Regions from separate parts of the Homo sapiens genome. Here all the other regions are linked to region 1. A link is a loop called in an ENCODE intact Hi-C map of the cell type or tissue named here. Cell type or tissue: Calu3. All regions are shown on one strand. Region 1 overlaps LINC02942 (long intergenic non-protein coding RNA 2942). Region 2 overlaps LINC02942 (long intergenic non-protein coding RNA 2942). Region 3 overlaps LOC124904498 (a long non-coding RNA gene). Region 4 has its middle 4.1 kb from the start of C4BPB.

What was found. Peaks named below come from ENCODE experiments on the same cell type or tissue, not always from the same donor. Only the 100,000 strongest peaks of a DNase experiment are listed, where the experiment ranks them.
Region 2: a loop joins it to region 1, with 2.7 times the contacts of the local background. A loop is called at or near these places in 6 of 110 quality-filtered maps.
Region 3: a loop joins it to region 1, with 3 times the contacts of the local background. A loop is called at or near these places in 26 of 110 quality-filtered maps.
Region 4: a loop joins it to region 1, with 4 times the contacts of the local background. A loop is called at or near these places in 5 of 110 quality-filtered maps.

Annotation. Positions count from the first base shown.
Region 1 is chr1:207,240,504-207,243,003 of GRCh38, reverse strand. All of the region lies in intron 1 of LINC02942 (long intergenic non-protein coding RNA 2942), which reads right to left. The region is part of intron 1 of LOC107985251 (a long non-coding RNA gene); the gene reads left to right. Among named protein-coding and RNA genes, the nearest start is that of LINC02942, 1.6 kb to the right of the region's middle. In Calu3, no CTCF peak of the experiment used is centred here; DNase peaks (open chromatin) are centred at 1,373 and 2,133.
Region 2 is chr1:207,298,032-207,300,531 of GRCh38, reverse strand. All of the region lies in intron 2 of LINC02942 (long intergenic non-protein coding RNA 2942), which reads right to left. The region is part of intron 1 of LOC107985251 (a long non-coding RNA gene); the gene reads left to right. Among named protein-coding and RNA genes, the nearest start is that of CD55, 22 kb to the left of the region's middle. In Calu3, no CTCF peak of the experiment used is centred here; no DNase peak of the experiment used is centred here.
Region 3 is chr1:207,404,087-207,406,586 of GRCh38, reverse strand. The region is part of intron 1 of LOC124904498 (a long non-coding RNA gene); the gene reads left to right. Among named protein-coding and RNA genes, the nearest start is that of CR2, 49 kb to the left of the region's middle. In Calu3, a CTCF peak has its summit at 1,466 (motif pointing right); a DNase peak (open chromatin) is centred at 1,416.
Region 4 is chr1:207,083,510-207,086,009 of GRCh38, reverse strand. No RefSeq gene overlaps it. Among named protein-coding and RNA genes, the nearest start is that of C4BPB, 4.1 kb to the left of the region's middle. RefSeq lists an enhancer at 848-1,057. In Calu3, a CTCF peak has its summit at 1,139; a DNase peak (open chromatin) is centred at 1,119.

The DNA.
Region 1 (2,500 bases):
CATAAAGTCAGCAGCAGAGGAGACTTTTTTTTAACTGAAGTTATTTGAGAAGTGTTTTGTGATAAAGAGACATTGCCCTGTGAAAACTTGCAAGAACTGCACAAACTCAGAATCTGCAAGCACTTCCCTACGTACCAACCTCAACAATACCCTGTGTTTTGCATTTATAGAAAACAATTTGCAGTGGCTCACGCCTGTAATCCCAGCACTTTGGGAGGCTGAGGCGGGCAGATGACGAGGTCAGGAGATCGAGACCATCCTGGCTAACACGGTGAAACCCCGTCTCACTAAAAATACACTAAAATTAGCTGGGTTTGGTGGCGGGCGCCTGTAGTCCCAGCTACTCGGGAGGCTGAGGCAGGAGAATGGCGTGAACCCAGAAGGCGGAGCTTGCAGTGAGCTGAGATCATGCCACTGCACTCCAGCCTGGGCGACAGAGCGAGACTCTGTCTCAAAACAAACAAACAAACAAACAAAAATTTTAAGGAAAAAAATTTAAGTATTTGAATAATGAAAATTACTTACCAAACTGCAAAAATAAAACCTTGTATTTATATAATGTTTTATGGTTTACAGAGAACTTTTACACATACCTTATAAATGTAGGTTCTAGTTCGTTTTCTCAGAATTTGTGACAACAATAAAAATTTCACTTTTGCTTTCTGGATGGTAAAATGTGACAGCCAATTGTTAAACAAAAATACAGCAGGTGATAATGAACTCATTTAAGAGGTAAAGGAATTTTAAGCACTTTTGTATTTATATTTATATGTAAGGAAGCGAAGCTGCCTGCACTTCATCTTTATCTGTTTACTAGGGTAGATCCCCAGGAATATACACAAACCAAGTTTTTTTAATCCCCTAGTAATGGTATTAGCATATACTTAAAAGTATTAAAACTTAAAAAAATTGTAGTTAAACATTCCTTAAATAAAATGGAAGTTAATAAACAATTTATTATACCATTAATAAAATAATTAATTTGTTAATAAACAACATTAATAAAATAATTTATTATGCCTCCCACAAATTGGTGTAAATTACTACAATTTGACCATACTTATAAAATTCCTAACATGGAATAAATATCTTTGCAATTGATTGATGTAAACTACCTTCCTTTCATTGATTGTGCACTTTACCCAGGCTTTCCTGGGGCCCTGTGCACTAGGAATGCCTGGCTCACGGTGTAGGCTGGATAGGCATGAGATACAGGGATGGGAGGGTGGTTTGCTCCCTGACGCAGGCCTCATGGTACATGTTGACCTGCACTGACAGAAGCCCGAAGGTCACAGATTCCACCTAGAAACAACTAAAGGAAAGAGAGAGAACTAGCAGCAGCCTCTGCCAAACTGGAGGTCAGCTGTCCAATAGCCAGTAGCAGCTACACCCTGGGGCAAAGTCAGGTCAAGACCAAGCTCTGCATTAAGGAAGAGCTCAGGGCAAGAGGGTGGAATCAGGGTTCCTAGAATCAACTGAGTCAAAGGACACTCAAAACTTCAATTTTAGCATCAGGGGCTCTGATGCAAGGAGTAAGTAACCTTGTGGAACTCTGAAGCCATTTAGCAATAGAACCCTAATCTTTTCCTTACAGGATAGGAGCTGTACTTAAAAGAGATTGTTATCTAGGAATGTAAGTAATTCATTTTTGAGTGAAAAAACAAATAAGGGATGGAAAAAAAGGACTTTGGTTCAGAGTGGGCAGGCTCAGTCACCCTTAAAGCAAACCTTGAGTGTGATAAGTCTGAGTGTGAGATCCACTCGAGTCAGGAAATCACAGCGTGAGAGAAAGCCATCCTGAGCAGCACTGCCTACTTAGGACAAGGTGTGGCTTCAGTTATGAATTTGGACTGCCAACAGAAGGATGAAATTAAAAAACAAACAAAACAAAATTGATGAGGAAAGTTACATTTCCTTCCAAAAGTTCTAAAGCCTGAGGGGGAAAGAGAAATACGGAAAAAAAAAAAAAAAAACCTCAAGAATACAGACAGGCCTGACAAAATTACTCAGACAATATTTGAGTGGGACATTCCTTTTTGTTTTTCCTGATTTACCTAAGTCACCTAATGAGTCACACTTTGGTGCCATTCTGGTCTGTTAAAAGAGGGAAATGTGGTGCCTGAAGCACTGAAAAGCATGCAGGAGCATGTGGCTGCAAGTGGGAACATACACAGACAGCAAGATTCCATCAGACCTGAAGAATGCTTGCATGGTTTTCAATCAGCCAAAAGCCACACTCAGCCTGGTGTTATGTCTCTGAAAAAAGGCAGTAAAAGATAAGCTGTTTATGTACATAATTATAATTCATGGGAAATAATACTTGAATAATAATATAATAATAATAAATATGCTGATTTTTACTACAAGAAGATGAGTTTTGGGAAAGGCCTGAAAATGACCTGCCTACCTAGTTCAGCTGCAAAGACTGTTACAGGAGTTCAAAATCCAAAGCACTTAGTTCTCATTTACCAAAAGTAACTCGGTAAATTATGATGTAACA
Region 2 (2,500 bases), 58 kb before region 1:
TAATGATAAAAAGCTAACACAGATTCAGAAATATAGTACTTTTAAATGTATTCTGCTTATTAATCAAAATAGCATCCATATACTTTCATAAGTATTAGTCTATTAATTTGTCCTACAGAAAATAGTTTAACCAAGCATGAAAACTCCTAGACTCCGTAAAATTCCTGCAACCCCTTACTGGGACTCAAGGTTGCCCTCTTCTTTTTTCTTTCAGTCTTCATTTACCTCTGAGATACTGCCGGTCTCCTTCATGCAGACTACAAAATCCCATTCTCCTTTACTTCTTTCAATTGCACTTTCATCCTCATGAAACTTCTCATGCCCATTCTTCAGTATGTTCTTTTTAATTCAATAAGTTTAGATTTAACATATTGAGCACCTATTATGTGTCAAGTACTGTGCTAGGCACATCCATGCATAATTTCATTTAACCTCACAATAATTCTTCACAGTAACACTTTGAGGATGTTATTATATCACAACTTTAGATAGGAGGAAATTAATGACTTGGTCAGGTTGCAAAGTGGTAAGTAAAGGAACCTGAATCCCGAGCACTACCTTGGAGGCCTCTAGTATTTCCACAGTACAGAATCTGCTATTGTATGTCATAGTACTCTCAACACCTGTGTGAATCACATATCAATGTAGTAGGTCTTCTGTACCAATTTCTAGGCCAGGTGCCAGATGAGAGCAATAAGATCAAGTTCCACACATCAAGGTTCTTATAATCTAATAAATATAATGAAGTTGTAGATTTTTAACCCATTTCCCATTTGCCCTGAGAATACTCTTGTCTCTAATCCTTATAACATCATATACATTTCTGTTGCATTAGGATTAGAGACAAGTTCTATTTAGAAATAACTTCAAGAACAGTTTCTATATTTTATTTTTATATTGAAAATCAGTCAGATTTGCTTCAGCCTCAAAGAGCATGTTTATGTAAAATTAAATGAGCATGGGCAGCAAGCTGCAGGAAATGAGTTAAAAAGATGACTGGGCACATATAAAAGCGACCTGTTATTGCAAATGTAATTTATCTAGCATTCTAAACAGTTAGTCAAGTATAGTTCCCTCTTATTCACATAATAGGGATTTACTATATATAACCAGATTCATAGAATAAAAGCATGCAGGATCAAATTGTAGAGATGCTATAGTTATTTCAAATTCAGCACCCGCTAACATCTTGCCAGGAATATGTGGCCTCTGTGGAAGTCCTTGTAACCAGGCAAGCACCACATTGCCATGGCATTGTCTCTTCAAACAAAATAAGGCCCCAGTGTCTTCAGAGAGCTGAGGCTACTTTGGACTTCAGATCAAATTGGAGTCTAAAGAAGTCAACCACAAAGCACACCAGAGGCATATATGCACTTATGTGCCCACAAATAGAAATATGTGGCTTCCATTGTTAGTATTCTACATGCATTATTTGCTCTCCTTCTAAGGTGTCTATTTTGTCTTCTGAAAGAAGAGTGGAACTCTGAGAGTAAATATTTATCTTGCAAAGCATGATTGGCTTTTTGTAATAATGGAGTAAACAACTCAAAAGAAATGAAGTAAGTCTAAGAGGTGGAAAGCTGTGGTTTTTCTGGCATGAGGAAAGGCTTAAGTATGGAAGAGTTTCAACTGATCAAGCAGCAGTAAGTATGCAGGAACTGGGTACAGTTTGAAGAACGAAAGTACTAATGTGTGAAGATGGAAATCATTATTCAGGCATGAGTATGTTTCAGCAAACATTGCCAAAGCTGTTCTATTGACATTTTAAGCTTGTATTAAAATGCTGCCAATAGAAAAGGAAGGAAGGCATTTCTGCCCAGCTGCGATTTTCATTTTTCTTTGAAACGAGGTTCTCTTATGTCCCCAACACTTCCCAGTCTAGCACAAAGTCCTGAGCTGAGAATCAAGAAATGCGAGTTCTGGTACCAGATCTCACATTAACTAGTAGGCTTACTTTAGGAAAGCCAAAGAATAATAGAATTACAGCCTTAAAAGAAACTTTAAAATTTTCTTAATCCTATGATTTCATTTTATAGCAGCTGTAATGGAGCTGAAACCCATCTGTGCTTTGCTTTTTCCAGTTTGTTGAATGCGTTGATCACTTCCCCTGCCTCTATCACAGAATTGTAGAGAGGTCCAAATGAAACAGGAAGTTTGACTGCATGTTCTCACTTATAAGTGGGAGCTGAACAATGAGAATACATGGACACAGGGAGGGGAATAACACACACTGGTGCTTGGGGGCAGGAGCGGCAATGGGGAGAGAGCATCAGGAAAAAGAGCTGATGCATGCTGGGCTTAATACCTAGGGGATGGGTTGATAGGTGCAGCAAACCACCATGGCACACGTTTACCTATGTAACAAACCAGCACATCCTGCACATGTATCCCAGAACTTAACATAAAAAGAAAGAGGAGGTTTGAGAGTGTCTCACTCTCATAACCTCTTTCTTCACTAAATTGCTTTGCTATTCAATGTTAGTCTTACTGTTTCAGGTTT
Region 3 (2,500 bases), 160 kb before region 1:
ATACAGGCATTCAGTTAGTTTGGGTTTGTTGTTGTTGTTTGCTACTAAGACATACGTTTGTTAAGTTATGTAGCTTTTTTCTTGTTGTTCATCTAATTTATGTAAGAAAACTTAGCAATAATTCACCTAGTAATGTTTTAAGAAGATGGCCACAGAGAGTGGGAAGATAGAAAAATATATATCTAATAGATTATATAGGCTTCAGATTTCTGGAGAATTTTCATTTTGAGGGTCAGCTAAATTCAGCCTGATATATATGCTTTTATGAAGGATTCTCTGATCTCCCCATAAGTGTCTCACATTCAGGGACCTCATTATCTTTATTATGTAATTTTACAATAAATTATGGTTCTATTGGACTTAAGCATTTATACAAACATTAGCTCCCTTAATCATCATAGTTGTAAATGGGGCAAATCTTACAAAGAACATTGAACTTGGAATCAAGAAATCTAATATAAATTTCTAGCTCTGCCATTTGTCAGTTTATTGAGTTTGGATGAGTTATAAGATCTCTTTGAACTACATCTTCCTCATCATAAGATAGAGACAGTAAACACTTTCTCTATCCCCCTCAGGGGGTGGTGGGAAGGATTACATGAGACAATGTATATAAATGCAGAAAGTATTATAGGTTTGTGAAGTGTTTATTGACATTGTTACAGATGACAGAATGAAGGCTCAAAAGGTTCAGTTAGTAAATGGAGAGTCATCACAAAGGTATATAAATGTTATACCTGGGACTTCATATTTAAAAAGGTCTGAGGGCTATAAATAAGTGTGGATAAGAAGTCTTGGCTCTGAAGTTCAGGAAGAACAGATAAGAGGCCTATGTAGCTAACTAATCCATAAATAAGGGCCACTAGTTTTTTTAATATATATTTAAACTTTTGAATTTTAGTTAATGTTTGAAAAGACTTTGTGAATACCTCAAAAACTTGATGTTACTAAATTTGCAAGTAGGAATTTAAATGCAAGTTATCATCAGCAGAAAATATTATTTCATCCTGTATTAAAAGCAAGGCCAGGTGTGGTGGCTTGCACTTCGAATCCCAGCATTTTGGGAGCCCGAGGCGGGCAGATCATCTGAAGTCAGGAGTTCGAGATCAGCCTGGCCAACATGGTGAAACCCTCGTCTCTACTAAAAAAAAAAAAAAAAAAAAAATACAAAAATTAGCTGGACATGGTGGCAGGTGCCTGTAATCCCAGCTACTCAGGAGGCTGAAGCAAGAGAATTGTTTGAACCCGGGAGGTGGAGGTTGCAGTGAGCCAAGATTGCACCATTGCACTACTATAGCCTGGGTGACAAGAGCAAAACTCTGTCTCAAAAAGAAAAAAAAAAGACAAATTGTGGTGACCCTGATGATGTGTACCCAATAAAAACCACAGAATTCCTATGTATTCAGCACCTCAGCTGTTTCAGTGTGACAATGGCCTCACTTACTGTGCAAATCCTTAGAGTACTTACCTACCACTAGATGGAGACATAGCCATAACTGATCAAAGTCCACTTAGCTGTTTAAAAGAAAAAAATACCTTACCCTCCAATAACCATATATGAAAAAGTACATATTCATTAGCAATACAATGTGATAACTTTCTTTGATATTTTGATACACTTGCTTGAATTTTTAGTATTTCAGAAATGTGAACTATTGTCAGCTGTGAAGGTTCCAAGTGCCTTCTAGATGGCGTATTTATACCTCAAATCTCTGGAACTGGGTAGCAGAAGACAGTAAGTTATAAAAGCAAAATAATGTAAAAAAGTATATATATAGTTTTTAGAATAGTGTGAAGAATGTATTTTCTATTAAGGAACATGAAAAGATCTAATAAACCTAGTAACCGAAAACTTCTATAAAGTACAACTTTCTGCCTCTGAATTCAGAGATTTTTTTTTCCAGAATAATCCTAGGTAGATGTATTTGCTTTATCAATTCTGTCTGAAAGTCTGTGACCCTATTCACTCTATAGATTCAAGGTTATCTTCAAACTAGGGACAATTTCCTTTATTATTTATATGTTTATTGTCTACAATGAAAATGTTTTATATATGTGATGATGTACTTATATATGTACTATGTTAGGTCATTCTTTCATTGCTATAAAGAAATACCTGAGACTGGGTAATTTATAAGAAAAGAGGTTTAATTGGTTTATGGTTCTGCAAGCTGTACAAGAAGCATAGCGTATCTGCTTCTGGAGAGGCCTCAGGAAGCTTCCAATCATGGTGGAAGGCAAAGGGGGAAAAGACATGTCACGTGGCAAAAGCAGGAGCAAAAGGGAGAGTGGTGGTGGGGTGGTGCCATGCACTTTTAAATGGACAGATCTAATGAAAACTCACTCACTATCATGAGAACACTACCAAGTGGATGGTGCTAAACCATGCCTGAGAAATCCGGCTCCATGATTCAGTCACCTCCCTCCAGGTCCCATCTCCAACATCAGAGATTATAATTCAATACGTGATTTGGGTGGGGACAAATATCCAGACTATATC
Region 4 (2,500 bases), 160 kb after region 1:
CCAGGACAGGGTCCTCCTGGGGCTCCTGATGGGTGAATATTTACACCACAAGAGTAAATAAAGATTACAGGCTTATATATTTTACTATTTGTATCCAAAATTAGGCGAATTAATAAATGAGCGTTAGCAGGCTCTTCTATTCCTTTGAACATTAAAAGATAGTTGGATCTATGCCAGATCGTTTCCTGGAGAACTGGGGTAATAGATCAGGTGAAACTGTTGTTCTCAGACTGGCTTCATTGCTTTACAATGGAATGGGCAAGCTGGGCATAGTGGTTCACACCTGTAATCTCAACACTTTGGGAGGCCGAGGCAGGTGGATGGCTTGAGCACAGGAGTTCAAGACCAGCATAGCAAGACCTCATCTCTATAAAAAATAAAATTTTATATATATTAGACAGGCATGGTGGCATGTGCCTGTAGTCCTAGATACTTGGGAGGCTGAGACAGGAGGATCACCTGAGTCCAGGAGATCAAGGCTTCAGTGAGCTGTAATTGCACCACTGCACTCCAGTGTAGGCAACAAAGCAAGAACCTGTTTCAAAAAAACAAATAACAACAAAACACAAAGAAATGGGCAGATGGTAGTTAAAGGAAGAGATCAGGAGGTGAGGAAGGAAGAGTAGAAATATAAAAGTCAGCAATGCCCAATCTGGGGGAAGAGTTGTGGGAAGTTATAAAAGGGGCACACACATTGCAGTGTGTGTAAGATTTTAAGAGAATTCAGGAAAGACTATTTTAAGAAGTTCTACAGGGTGTCATGAATGGATTCCCTTTGGTCTTTGTCAAGAGAATTCAGAAAAGATTTAAATTGCTCTTTTAATGTTTTTTACACGTTGGGTTGATGTTTCCCCAATGCCTGACCAAAACAACCTGGGCCAGAAAAGTGTGGGGGGCGCACAGCCACATACTCAAACTTATGTACAAGGCATTTGAGGTTGGGGCATGGAAAAATGCTGAGGCACTGTGTGTATGTTATTTGTGCATGAGAATATAATTCCTTGACCCTGAAAACAGGACAAGGAGTGGAGTGTGTGATAAGGAACGCTGAAAACAGCCTCCTGAGAATGCGGTTTGAGTGCTTTGACAAGGCCACAGGTGTCTCACAACCCGACCTCAAAAAGCCATCTGGTGGATGTTTGTGGTGTAACAAGCCCTTTCAATGAATACATGGTGGGCAGATATTGGGGCGGACTCTCCTCAGAAGAGCTGCTCCCTCCCCCGCTCAGCTGGAATTTTCTGAGAACTCATTCTTGGCGTTCACTGCAAGCTATAAGCTTTGCAAAAAGTAGCCTTAGGCAGATTCCATGGGAATGTAAATTTTAAAAAGAATTTGTAAAAATCAAATTGTGCATGAAACACTGTAGAATAAGCTTTAATTATGAGTTTAGATGGACCTGCACTGTGGCAAGATCAGAGTTGATGCATTGTTACTCTAAGTTTTAGGGGACAAGAATAAGTCACCTTAAAATATGCCTCTTTGGCATAAAGATTATTTTGAACTGCAGGCAAATGAGATGCAATGGAAGCAGAAAGAAGCCTTCCTGGAGTATCTCTTAGATGACTCTAAGCAGAAACTTCTGAGGAATGAGGACTGCTGTAAGTCCTTTCTCCGGAGGGAGATTTATGTCCACAAAGAAGTCAGTGTCAAGACAGACCTACACAAACCTTCTCCATTAGTTTCTTTCAGGTATTTGCCTTCTCAAAATTTGCAGCCCTAGAAACTTAACGTTTTTTCCTTTGTCTTGTCACTTCTCTACAAAGTTATTGCTCTTTTGTTAAGATGCTATATAAATCTAAGCTCTAACTCCCCTTTGAGTTACTCATCATGAGGTTCCTCCCAGGTGGGGTGTGCTTCACACATTAATAAATTGTTTGGGTTTCTTTTGTCAATCTGTTTTGTTAGTCTAATTTACAAAGTCCCAGGCAGAGAACCTAGGAGGGTAGAAGGAAAAATAATTTTTTCCTCTCTTACAAAGCAATGGCAGCCTAACTCCTCAAAGGCTACTGCTCACCTTGTTATAGCTCTTCAGACCTGCTACAATGTTTCAATTACCTACTAAGGCAGGTTGCTACTTCTTCAATAGCTATTGAACCCTTCTTTGGTAACTAAACCCTAATTATAACTGGCACAAAGCCACTTGGAATAAAAATATTCCAGCCTGCATGAAAGCTGTATGTAGCCACTTGACTACATTTTGACCAATGAGGTATAAGCATAAGTGTGCTTGCAAAATCTAGGAAATATTCTTTTTTTAATTTTTAACTTTACAGTAGGTGTATATATTTATGGGTTACATGAGAAGGGAAATATCCTTAAAAGAAGCTGGTATGTCCTGTTGCCTTCTTCCTTCCTGCTGGCCAGAGTGTAAACATGTTTTCTGCAACTGGAGTAGCCACCTTCCTCTATGAAGTAGAATCCAACACATTGTTCTTTTTGAGCGAGAGAGACAGAGAAAGAGAGAGAGAGCGAGTCTCACTCTGTCATCCAGGCTGGAGT